Regions from separate parts of the Mus musculus genome. Here region 2 is linked to region 1. Evidence: chromatin contacts called from ENCODE Hi-C or POLR2A ChIA-PET data. All regions are on one chromosome and are shown on one strand. Each heading gives the region's core, a stretch centred on a gene start or an enhancer-like site at or near the end of the contact. The rest is flanking DNA. Distances are from core to core; before and after follow the strand shown. Region 1 holds the start of Jam2 (junction adhesion molecule 2). Region 2 holds the start of Mrpl39 (mitochondrial ribosomal protein L39).

Region 1 (6,713 bases), core at 1,349-3,848:
TTACGAAAGCATAAAATAAAGCCAGCTGTTGTGGCCCCCATCCCAACAGTTATCATGTGATGTTAGAAATATTTACAAATGGAACTGTCTCACTCCTGGAGACTGTGAGTTTATTAAGAGCAAAGCTTGGTCTTACTCAGTGCTCTCCCTGGAGATACACTGTAGCCATTGGACAGATGCCTTGGCCAGCTTGTTAATGAATGAGTCAATGACTAAATAGAATGTCACAGAATAAGCTCTCTGTCTTTTTTTTTTTCATGATTTTTTTTTTAAGGAAGAGCAAAAAAGACAGAGTTATAGCAAAGATGAGGGAGAAGGACTATAACAACTTCGTCTTGTAAAAATGTATTAAAATTTTGGGTCCGCTGTGGTGGTACAAGGAAACAGAGGGAAGCAGATCTCTATGAGTTCGAGGTCAGCCTGGTCTACAGAGTGAGTTCCAGGACAGCCAGAGCTATATATAGAGAGAGCTTGTCTCAAATAACCAACAGCAACTATGATGGTTGACATTACATTTAAAGTTTATATTTACTATGCTTGAGAGACCAAAAAAAGAAAAAAAATGCCTCTAACATGCAAGGCCTTAGCTTGTACAGGCTCTACCCTACAAGCCCACTTCTCCCAGACATTAAAGATTAATCTTAAAGAGACTGGTCGTATAAAATTTGCTGTTCTAGCAAGTAGTAGGTCAACTTCAATTTCTGCCTTCGTAATCAAACTTGATTACTCTGCTCAAAAAATATGACTAGGACCAATACAAAACATATATGTTAAATTAGACGCTGCCTATAGGTATAATCGTGTGGGGTTTGCCTTTGTATGCCTTAGGCTGCTTTGTCTAGAGGCTGTGTCTTGGGATCACTCTCAGATGCTGTTTTGGCAAACAAATAAACAAAAACAAAAAACACCCTCTTTCTATTAAAATTTATTTATGGTCATGGTGAATCTCTGAGTGACCCCAGACCCATAAAACACCAACAACAAAATGACAGATTAATCTAAGAAAACAGATTAAACAGTCTCTAAAGAGGCACATGCGTCTCTCACTCTCAACATCAGAACCACTGAAGCAAACAATGCCAAGGCAATGGATATTTCCCCAAGGCATCTCATCCGAGAGAAGGGGGAGGCGCCATCTAGAGGGGCCACTCACAATTCCCGTGGTTCTAAGAACCTGTCTTACCACCCTATAGGACGAGACTGAAGACCAGACAATGGCTTAGATGTGGGCTGCATGGATGTGTGGATCCTTGGCTCTGTATTTTATCTCACTTCAGGGCCCCAAAGACAGACTTGGGGTTCACTGGAACTCTACAATGTGGCTATATCGAATCAATCAATCAATCAATCAATATCTCTCCCTTTCTCTTCTCAGTTTTCACGACTAATTTGACTCTTTTAATTGGATTGTCAAGGACAATTGACTTAACCTGTCTCTGAGCACAGGCCTTAAGTCTTTTTTTTTTTTTTTTTTTTTTTTTGCCTTAAGTCTTAAGTTAGATGACACCCTTACTCCCTTACTGTTTGTGAGTTTGGGCTACCAGCTCCATTTTTGCCTTTTTTTTTTTTTTTTTTTTTAACTTTGCTTTTCTTGCCCTCAGGGGTCTTCTGTCCCCTCCCCTTCCCCATGAGGGCCAAAGCTTTCATCACTGTTGCCCAGGCAACAGTGGGGATGCCTCATTCCTCACAGCTCTGCATATCTAAGTATATCTTAAGCCTTTGTCCGCAAGGCTGGCTCAATTCTTTGTAAGTGGTCCACCACTAAATCAGCCATCCTCTACACATAATTATTTATTATTTAGCTTTATTTAAAACGATTTTAAAAAATGTCTTCACCTGACAACGGCCTTTACACAGACGGGTCAATTTTCTTGAATGCCCCAGCCATCAGTTCTGGAGAGGAAATGTGAAAATCGCCTTTGCAAGTGCACGCTTCCGAAGTGCGGGTCAATTTTAAAGCACGCACTGGAGCATTCATAATGGATTTCCCTTTTAAAAGCACATGAGACCAAAAATAAACCTGACAAAAGGGCAGCTGTAGAGTTTTAACATGTGGAAAACTCCACAGGCGGCAGTTACATAACGGGGAAGAAACAAGATAAATATTTCACACCGTTAGATGAACTTCCAGATGACAACTAAGAAGCCAAGAGCCCAGAACACACCTTAACTCTCTAAGGGGTTGGGGGGACGGGGAGGACGGACTTGAAGCCAGAAGAGGCTAAGCCTGATGATAAAATCTGGGACCTGACTTGCAACTTGAGTGATGCCTTTGTCCCCCGCCCCCTCCGCCCCTCCCCACCCCCCCTTTCTAGAGGCAGGGGCTGAGCTCATGCCCCTATACTTTAAGAGCGCTTCGCCAGCGGTTTTGTCCGCTAGATAGAAATTTTCCAAAAAATATCTCCCACGCTAGGCAAAACACTGAAAAGGAAGTTTTTTTGCGCCAAGAGGAGAGACATGGCGAGACAGACCGAGCCACTACCGCTCCCAACACACACACACCCTGCCCATCCCACCCGGCTGCGCTCCTCCTGCCCCCAGCTCCTCGCCCTGGGGACAGCTGGCAGCCTAGCGCGGGACTAGACACAAAGCGGATCAGTCTGGGGGCGGGGGGCCGACCTGCAGGGTTCTCCCTCAAGAGGCTAGTCCTCTGCCGCCACTCGCTTAGGACCCTGCGGACACCGCGTCCCGCGTCCACGCCCTCCCCTCAACCCTCTTCCACCCTTCAAAAGAAGGACTGTCCCAGACACCACGTCCTAGGGCCAGAAGACCTGCCCCCACGACAGTCGCTGGAGACACCCCAGACCGGAGAGACTGACATCGGGACAGGACCCGCCCCTCTGCTTCCACCTCTCAGGGACCTCCTCTGCTCCGCCGCCGGGCGAAGTGCTGGGAGACCCAGCCGCCTGTCGCGCTCCTGCAGGGGGACCCTCAGCTAGGCAGCCAGCTGGCGCCCGCGTAGATGGCGAGGAGCCCCCAAGGCCTCCTGATGCTGCTGCTGCTACACTACTTGATCGTCGCCCTGGACTGTAAGTCTCTGGGGTAACAGTCCTTTCCACCCTCCGGTCTGGCTATACCAGCCTCCGGGACCCTCGCCTGCAGGCATGGCGCTCAGTGCTAGGGGGTCTGTCTCGGGGCGCCAGGCTTTGCAGTCTGGGAGCACGGAGGGTAATCTGGATGAGGGCAGGCTCTGGGCAGGGAGACTGAAGTCCTGTGCGTCTTGTAAATAGTGTTGGATCTGGGCAGTTAAGAATTGAAGAAAACAGACGATCCTCATCTCCTTGCAAAGTCCGAGGAAGTTTTCAAAGACACCGGGACGTGATCAGAATGCAAAACTCTCTAAGTATTCAAGATGCGAAGAGCCCAAGAAAGATGGCATCCGGGGTTGGCGAAGGCCACTCTTAAGTAGCTGCGGCTGAGGGATCAGTGGTTACGGTCCCAGCTGCCCCGGGCAAGGTGCTGGGTAAAGCACTTTAGAGGCGGTAGCGGGGTGAAATTAGCTGAGCCCCAGTAGCTTTTCGCCTTTACGCCTGCAAAACCGGCTTAGAGAAGTCTGTCCGCTCCAGCCAGCTGCCGTGTCCTCAGGGGATGTCCAGCCAGCGGGACTGGCTGTTAGGATTGTTAGAAAGGCGCAGGCGATGAATGAGCGAGCTGGCAGCTGGCATAGCTGCGGAGGCGTCCCAAAGCCAGTTTAGTTTCTCTGGGTACTTTGAAAGAGGATTTGCGCGGGTGCTGGCCTAATGTGATTTGAAATTTGATTTTTGTTTTCTTCGCGTTAACTTTTTAGGAAAAGGTAGGAAATTACTATCTATTTTTAAGTGAGGAAGTCCTTGTTGTTGTTGTTGTTGTTGTTGTTGATGATGATGATAAACACCCTCCCCCTCCCTGTTATCTTTTGTTCTGTTGGTTTCTTCACTAGGGAGGGGTAAATGTGTTATTGTTGAGGTTCAAGTTCTAGTCACAGTACTTAATAGTAGTTCAATTATTCTGCCCGACGAACGTCTTAACACTAACGCTGAGGCTTTTTCTCAGACCAAAGTGATGGGGGCTCACAAAACGATTTGCCGCTCAGAACCCGAACAGGGTGCCTGCTGACTCAGGGGGAGGTATATATCAAGCCAGGAAGTTGACATTCGCAATGAAATCTTTATGCATGCTGAAATATCAGCTGGTATCAAACGGAACACTTAGGGTTTGAGAGGTAATGTACTGAGTATGAAAATCAGCGACGAAGCTGGAATCTGGAGGTAGCGTAACTAAAAAAACAAAAAGTTAAGGTGAAAAGTTCTGTGTTCCTCTGAGCTTTTAAGTCTCACTTTAACAGGAGTCATTTAAAAATAAAATAGTTTTTCTCTGTTATTCCCATTCTGTCATCAAAATAGAAACAATAGATGCCGTTTGTCATTCCAGCGTAGTCAATCCAGAAGCCAGCGAAGGCTAATACTGAATGTGTAGAATGAGTTCTTCCATATCTAGGTTATCGGCAGGCTCCACTAACTCTGATACCTGTAAGGAAGAAGTTGGGAAGCAGCACGGGACCTTTCTCATACTGTTCCCTCAGTGCCAGAAGGTCTGGCATTTCAAGCGTGTTTTCTTCCCTTTTAACACATTTAAAACTTTCAAAAACAATTCAGCTGTAAAGAAAGGGGACATTAGCATAGATAGTTCCCATATACTCTATACCCAGTTACCACCATTACAGTCTTATTATTATATAGTGTCACATGGGATACTCTGCTTAGATCTTCCTCATTCTTATGGAATGTCCTTTTCTGTCCCGGGATACCACATTTGGATTAACGGTCTTCTTCCTTTATGCTCCTCTTGGCTGTGGCAGTATTTCAGACACCCCTTGTTTTTTATGACCTTGACAGGTGCTGGTTAATTACGCTGTTAAATTTCCTTCAACTGGTATATCTCAGATGCTTCATTTGTGGTTAAATGATGTCATAGGGTTTTTGGAGGAAGAAGGAAGAGAAAGGAAAGACATTTTCATCCTCTCCTAATCCAGGGGACATGACCTGTCACTATGCTTTTAACCTTCTTGGCCTGGTGGAGGCAGTGTGTGTCAGCTTGCTGCAAGGGCTCCCTACTGTGCTATCCTCAATTCCACACTATACTGTTTTAAAGAAATGTCGATATTTTCAGCTCACACTAACGGACAGAGGCTGGGTTGGTTGGTGATACATGACTATAATCTCAGCAGGCGGGCAGGAGGCAGACAGACCATTCAAGGCCACAAAGGATTCAAGGACAGCCTGGATTATGGTGAGAATATCTCCAAAAATTATCAAGGAATGAGGGCGACAGTCAGTCTCAGAGGTAGGAAGCAAGGGCTAGAAATGAGGACTTACATGACATAAACACACATGTATAAGCTTGCGCACATACACAGAGCACATATACACACACATAGGAATGTATTTCATTTTCTCCAGGGTCAAATTTCTTCATAGATTATTTCGGGCTTGTATGCACCGGAAATATGTCTTCTCAAACTTACTTACACACTTGTTTTAGGATCTTATTTAATCACTTATTTTAATATCAGCCTGGGCTTATTAATAAATATATAACTAATATGTATTTAGTTGATGATAGACTCGTATTTTTTATTTATTAAAGAACTAGAGCATTCCTTATGCTGAAATTGCATCCTCGTACTTTTAATATTCCTCTCAGATACAGCTACACTGCTGCTTTGTCCCAACCCAACCATGTGTACTTATAATATCTTACTTACCACATTCTTCCTACATCTGCCAGTTTCTAATGTCGCTCACAGAAAGTAGTCTAGGAAATTTTTTGTTATTTTGTGTGTGTGTGTGTGTGTGTGTTTAACATGAGTTATTGAACTATGGGCATCTACTTTTGTATTTAGTTGATGTATTGGTCCCCTATCAGCTACTGTAACAAAGTATCCAGGGTGATCATATTAGAAAGAGCAAAGGTTTGTTTTGCCTCCCACTTCCAGAGATTTCAATCTCTGCCTGGCTTTTGCTTTTGTAGCTATATTGACACAGCACGTAGGGAACATGAGGAAGACAGTTCTGGCCCCAACAAGGGACCCAAAGAGAGGAAGGAATAACATTACCTATTCCCCCCCCCCCCCCAAGAGCACACTGACAATGGTACGTGGTAGAACACCCAGGTAGCTTCACCTCTTAAAGGTGCCACCATTTCCCAATAGCACCACAGGCCTTTAACACATAGGTCTTTGGAGAATACTCATCCAAGCTATAAACAGTTTCCTTCTCCAGTGAGGCAGAACTTTTTTGATCTTTCACTGCCGTTCTTATTCCCCTGTGACTGAACAAAGCACCCAGTCTTTGTTCTAGTAGATGTGAGTGTATATCTAGTGTATATCTAGTAGATGTGAGTGTACATCTAGTGTATAACTAGTGTATATCTAGTAGATGTGAATGTATATCTAGTGTATATCAGATGACTTCTGAGTCCATGCAGCCTGCCATGACAAAATATCATAAACTAGGTAGTTTATTTTTTAAAGATTTTTTTCTTTTACAGTTATAGATGCTGAAAGTTCACAATCAAGACAGAAGCATGTCCAATGTCTGATGAAGGCCCAGTGTCTGGTTCATAGATGAATCCTCATGTCATCCTCATGTGGTAGAAAGGGCAGGGCAGCTCTGACCTATTGTATAAGGGCTCTAATGTCCTTTGCAAGGGCTCCCTTTATGACCCAATCCCTT
Region 2 (6,713 bases), core at 2,017-4,516, 39 kb before region 1:
AATACAACTATAAAAGGTGGTGTTTTAAGCAGTAAAAGTCAGGAGGTTGAGGGTGGGACAGACTCAAAAAGTTACCAAAACCATCCACTGAAGACGGTGATTTCAGAACAAATTCAAGTTATGTCAGTAGGAGTGGGACTCCCGATGATTTAGAGGGTTATCCAAAGTTATGAGCACAAATGACATGCGGTCAATCCAAACACAGACAAGTTGGTACCACCAGTATTTTGAACTACAAAAATACCTAGTAAAACACTATTTAGTAGAATACCACATATGAGTTTGTCTGTATTTTTAGACTATATACTCCATTGCACATAGGTTGATTTAGAAGAAGAAAAAAATGGAGGAGACAGGAAAATACCTTATTCACTTCTTTTGGGTCAGGGTCTTTGAAAGTAAGAAATTTGATCTCACAAGACTTGGTCAGAGGCTTATACATGTCCCACGGTTGTCCGTCCACAAGAGCCAGGATGGACTTACTGCAGTACCACTCACTCAGATCTAGGGATGGAAAATTGATTTATGATAGAAATGTGAAAAAATCCACAATGAAAGATTACATGCTTAAGCACTACATTATGAAACAGAACAATTGAAGCAAAATTCTGGGGATTACTTTTGCAGAAATATTATGTATTTATGACATATATATGTGTGTGTGTGTGTGTATACATATATATGTGAATTTTTTTTTAAAAATCCACATGCAAAGTCATTTTTAACAAAATTACCAAAACCTTTAACAATATCTATTAAAGCTAAGTCTAGTCTGAATTTAATCTACAATTAACAAAACAATCTTCAAAGAGCTATAAGCAAATATTTAAAGAGAAACAACGTGAATCCATGGATTGATGTACCCACAATTTAAAAGAAAAGGAAAATATATCTGTCTGAGTCTAGGCTTCTATTTCTGCCATAAAACTCCATAACCAAAAAGTCAGTTGAGGAGGGAAAGGTTTATTCGGCTTATACGTCCAGAATCATAATCCATCACTGGGGAAAGGCCAGCAGGGCTGGGTCCTGAGGGGCAGGAGCTGGTGCAGAAACCACGGAGAGGTGCTGCATACTGGCTTGCTTCTCATGCCTTGCTCAGCCTGCTTTCTTACAGAACCCAGGACCAGCAGCCCAGGATGGCACCACCCACCATGGACTGAGCCCTCCCCAACTGATCATTAATTGAGAAAAATGCCTTACAGCTGGATCTCATAGAGACAGTTGAGGCTCCTTTCTCTCTGATGACGATAGCTTGTGTCGAGATGACACACAAAACCCACCAAGTACAGTATCTGCACACACACACATAAATCTGCTTAAATTAACCTAGAGTCTTGCCCCCAAACCACCTTTCTTCCACTCTCTCATGACACGGACATTTCAAATTAAATAGTATAGTTACCTCTGTAAAATTATAAATGTGAATTGATTGTAAACCAATGACCTCTAATCAGTTCCATTATCTAAGAAAATTCTAACCCTGAATACATATTTTACACATATTCACAAAAATTATCAAACTAGAGTCTGACATATCAATTAGTACATACGTTCCATAACAAAGGTCTTAGAGGTCGTGATGGGGGTGGCTCAGAAACTTCATCTCTGCATATGGTGTGTACAGAGTCCCATTAGGGCCTTAGGCTTGTCTTACTCTCCTCTATAATCCCCTACTGTCTACCACACAGCATGTGCTACGAAATACATGAAAATCAAATGAGTCATTATCACCAGTGCTTGTTTAACTGCCAGAGTGGAGACTGAGTACACATCAGAGCCTTACCTAGAACCAATGCTGTCAATTACCCTAATGGTACTATTACAGAGTCTTTTAAAAAGCTAAACAACAGCCAACCGTGCCTATCTACTATTCGGGAGATATTTCAGTTTAAATATCCTATCTATGGAAGCCCTATCCAAATCCTATCAGTACCTTTACAGCCAACGACCTCTCTAACAATAGAAACAAAACAATTAACGTCAGCATTCACTATACTTATGTTTCCATTCACACATTTAGTACCTATACTAGATAAAACCACAACATGGGACAAGTAGGAAGGAGATGAGACATATACTCGGGGGGAAAAAAAAAACTAAAAAGATAAAGGTAGAATAAATGAAAACTCAAGAAAAAAACAAACCAAAACAAACCAAAAAAACAACCCTCAAAATACTTTAATGAGACCTGCTAGATAAATGCTCCCAGAACATGCATATTACATAGTCATATTCAGACAAACTAGGGAGACAACCTGTACAGCAGAGAAATGCTACGATACCCACCGTACCCACAAAACAAAGGGGACAGTGGGTGGCAAAATGGCTGCAAATAAATTCTACAGCTTCGCCAAGTAATGACAGCATGTTCCCCTCTGCAGTGCTCTGCACAGCGCGTGTAAAATGGTCAACATTGTTCTGCTGCTTACGCATGGCACAACTGTAAGGGGTTGAGATGTTTTTATTCATCACGAAGACAGTGCCGGGATCAGTTTTCCCAACATGCTTAACTTCGATCTTCTCCGTTCGGGGGGTTAACGATAACTGCCTGCTTTTCTCTCTGTTAAACAGATCATTCCGCATTTCTGTCAGCTCCGTGGGTGACAGCTCGGCAGCTGGCGACGTCGCTATAAATCCTATTAAGAAAGCAAAGTACGTAGTTTACTCTGGACCTGTAACAAGTATTGAAAACGGTAGAATTTTGCAGAACATAAGTCAAAAATTCGACTGAGGCAAACTTGAACCACTTTATAATGTTAATAATTTAGGATCCAACAACGAAAAAACAAAAAACAAAAACGCTGGGCTCTGATTTACTCTCACATCACCACCGATTTCCTCAGTGGCGTCCTAAAACCAGACTCGATTGGGAAGGAGAGCAAAGTTGTAGTTGGAAACGGTCTGGAGGGGAGGAGAACGCTCCAGGAAGGCGGAATCCCCGTGTCCAAACGATCAATAGCTAGCATGAGAAATGCTGAACTTTTCTTCCACACCCCAAAGCAAGGGACTTGGCTAGGCAAGCGCGAGTCCTCACTCCCTGGGAGATGGGGACATGTTTGCCGAAGACTGGGGCTCCTAAAACCCCCCACAAGAGCCGCCCATGCCCGCATCCCTTCTCTTTCCCTGATTCCTGCACCCCAGATTGTCTTCCCACACCGGGAACACAAAAAACTCACTCCAGCGAGCCCCGCCGCCCGCGCCGGGCCGCCGAAGAACCAGCCTTCCCACCGCGGTAGCCATGGCTTCCCGAAGTAGCCAAGGTAGCTCGGCGTCCCGGTCCTTCTCGTCCCTCTTCCCCCGGAAACGCGGAACCCGCGGCGGAGGTTCCGTAGGACTGATCAGCTCGGGACCGGATGCTAGGAGCGCGCCGAGCCACGCGGGGGCGCATGCGCGCCTCTCCTTGGATGGCTCACCCTTGGCCGCGCTGCGAGTCTTGTCCTTGGCTCGGGGACGACCGGCTGCCCTGAGGAGTCGCAGAAGTGTCTATTGGACAGAGGAGTCACACAGGCGCCTTTGTCTCACGAGGGTTCCAGATTCCCGGCAGAAAAAAATTAGAGGAGGACTCTTTGCGTTACGTCTTTGACAGTCTGGCCAGCCACGCCGGGTACAACTCTAGAGGGTGGAAATAAAAGAGGTTTGCAAAAGTGAGTTTCAGGTCGGCTGCAGTGGGGCTGAACCCGGTTCACCGTTTAGTCGGCCACGTTCCTGGGCTCTTGGAAACACGTCGTGTTGATTTTGCAAAGAACGTCCTAGAACTCTTTTCCGAATGATCTAGGCACGACTGCACGGAGTAACCGGGAATCTGTGTCTCGTCCCTGGATGTATCCCAGAAACGCAAACCGTGCTTGGCAGCTCAGCAAATATTTGTTATGACGGTTGGTAAAAACACACTGCTACATCTAACGCCTTTGTGGTGCCAGCACGTTCCCGTTGGAGCAGCATTCTTTACTTCTGCAAAGCTGAACCAATGAACCAATATAGTTTTATAAATTTAGTCAGGAATTTTCACATGATCCCTACTTTTAACTTGTGGTGGAGCACACACTGCCACCAGGCGGAAGGGTAAGCTCGGTCACAAATGCTATGTTTTATGCCACACAAATGTGCTGTCTCCTTGGCCCAAATAATACATGTTTACAATTGCATAGGGAAAGTGTTAAGACCTTTCCTCATCTTTAAGGCAAGACATGTAAGTATAAATTTGGATTCAACCATTCAATATTGTACTGGCCTATCTCATGTAAAGTCCTCGGCCGAGAATAGTGACTGATGCCTGCAATCCCTCCTCAAGAAGGCTTAGGTAGGAGCTGGAGAAGCCTTTAGCTACTTAACACACCTTTTCCTAACAATAGAAGTTCTAAATCAACTCTGGAAAAGTGTGCGCGCGTGTGAGCGTGCATGTGTGTTTCTTCCTTAAATGTTCTATGGTTCCCCTGAAAGCTTTCAGCTTCACAGCTTTTAGAGATTGTGTCCATTTCACCCCACCCCGAAAACTATAGTTCACGGCCACATTTAAAACAATCCTCTGGACGTTAGCTTGAGAAAAATTAATCATAAGCACATCTGCACACAGCTGATTGGAGCGTCTACTATCGCAGAAAGTAATTTTGCTGGAAGGATGCCACAGGTGATACTGACCAACAAGTACTGAATATATGCTAATTATAAAACTGTTTATTAACCCACACAACTGCCTTGAATGTCTGCCAAGCAACGTTTGGAGAGTTGGAGAGACCTACCCAAGATAGACTTTTGACCAAGAGTTCCTTCAAAATATGTATAATTTTTTTCCTGCATACCTGTCTATGCTTGCCTGGTGCTAGAGAAGGTCGGAAGAGGGCATCAGATCCCTTGGAAATGAAGTTACAGATGGTTTTGCGCTGCAAGAACAACTGAGCCACTCCTCCTCCTCCTCCTCCTCCTCCTCCTCCTCCTCCTCCTCCCCCCTCCTCCTCCTCCTTCTCTCCCTCCTCCTCCTCTTAGAGACAGGAGTAAAGTCCAAGCTAGCCTTGAACTCAGGATCTGCCCACTTCTGCCTGCTGAGTGCTAAGTCTAAAGGCGTGTACCACCAACCATTAAGGAGGCTCTTGTTGCCCAAATTCATGACAGTTTCCCCCCCACCTTTTTTTTTTAATTTAGCATTCGAAGTATTAGGATTCATTCATTGCAGTACTTTCGTGTCACTAAACATTTCCAATTGTTCCCCTCCCTTCCTTGCTAAACTTGCTGAGTCCTTTCCCCAGATAATCCACTCTTTGCTAACACTGTGATTTGAATTGGTGGGTGTTAGTGGGAACACACTGAAGAACAGACTCAAAGGCACAGTACACTATGAAAAACTTTTAGTAACAACAAGAATTACAATAAGGAATTTGGACATATATACTAGTCCTTTCCCCATGGAGATATGGTGTGCGATGGTTGCAAACAGCAGCTTCCTTGGTAGTGTATGGAGCCTGTTGCCTATATGGGTTGCTCTGAAGGACCTTGGAGGCAATTTCCTGGCAGTTATTCAAGTCTCTGATCTCAATGCTGTCCCATTCTAGGCTCTGGACAGGTATGTGTGATGCCTTTGGGTAACCCTAGTGGCCATGATTCACATTGCCAGGTCGGTTGTTATGTCATTCTGCACCAAGCTGCAGAATATGGGACATCAAGCCTCATGACTGAAGCTCAAGTTCCCTGTCCATCACAAGATCCACATCCCAAAGGAATGAGGTTGCACCAAGTTGAATGCAGATGAGTTTAAGAAATGGTTGATGAGAAGCGGCTCATTCCTGATGGCCATGGTGTCAAATATACATATGGTTTCCTGAACAAGTGGGGAGCCCCGCATATATTTTCACTCTTTTGATCCAAATGCAACATACTAAACGTATGAGTCTGTGCCTGGAAAAGTTGTATGAAGTATCTTAGTGGCGTTCTGGGAGGAACAGAGCTCAGCATGAAGCTGGGGGCAGGCAGAGTTCAGCACGCTAGGATTTTAATCAGCAGAAATGCCTGTGTGTTAGTTAAGGTTTCTATTACTATAATTAAAGATGAGCAAAAGCAACTTTAGGAGGAAGATTCCATCTTACCACTCTCTGGTCACACTCCACTTCTAGAGGAAGTCAAGGCAGGAATCCAAGGCAGGAATGGAAAAGCACTTACTGAAGCAGAAGCCATGAAGGAGTGATGCTTACTGGCTTGCTTGCCCTGGATTGCTCAGTTTGTTTTCTTATATCCATTACTCAAAGGTGGCACCACTGGAAATTGGCTAAACTCTCGTACATCCATTCAATGTTTTACTGGGAGCTGCTCCTGAGAAATGGGATTGTAGCCTCAATGTATACATGGTAATGGGTTTTAGAACTTATTAGACGGCCAAGGATCAACCATAGTACTTATAATTGCAGCTCTATGAAGCACATGAAATAAGCTGAATTTTATAAATCAAGTAATTTAAGGAGCAGGTAATATGAATTTTACATGCCCCTCATAAACACACACACACTTTTTTTCTTTCTTTCTTTTTTTTTTTTTTTTTTTGCATCAAGGCTCTATTTCAATGGTTCATACTGCTGTGAAATAACAAAGAATAAAAAGCAGGTCAAAAAAAGTGTATATTTCCCTCTCTGCTGATCCAGGAAATTAAGCAGTATGGTTCCTCTACTTTCATTCTTTATCAAGTTCTTTGTGATCTGACTTCCCGGGAACCTCCCAGTGTGTGTCAG

The links. A loop is a pair of places that touch in the nucleus more often than their neighbours do. ChIA-PET counts read pairs that join two places held with the same protein, here RNA polymerase II (POLR2A).
Region 2: a loop to region 1 is called in a map of heart, with 5 times the contacts of the local background. The contact joins the promoter of Mrpl39 here to the promoter of Jam2 in region 1. A Hi-C loop is called at or near these places in 13 of 37 maps with a recorded cell type or tissue (T-helper 1 cell, gastrocnemius, heart and 1 more). POLR2A ChIA-PET finds 5 or more read pairs at or near these places in 4 of 5 experiments (all embryonic stem cell).

Annotation. Positions count from the first base shown.
Region 1 is chr16:84,771,525-84,778,237 of GRCm38, forward strand. It overlaps Jam2 (junction adhesion molecule 2), which reads left to right and starts at 2,599. Exons shown (of 10, transcript NM_023844.5): 1 at 2,599-3,029. The coding sequence starts at 2,963.
Region 2 is chr16:84,731,978-84,738,690 of GRCm38, forward strand. It overlaps Mrpl39 (mitochondrial ribosomal protein L39), which reads right to left and starts at 3,267. Exons shown (of 10, transcript NM_017404.5): 1 at 3,177-3,267; 2 at 2,430-2,636; 3 at 365-504. The coding sequence starts at 3,240. It also overlaps the pseudogene Gm26153.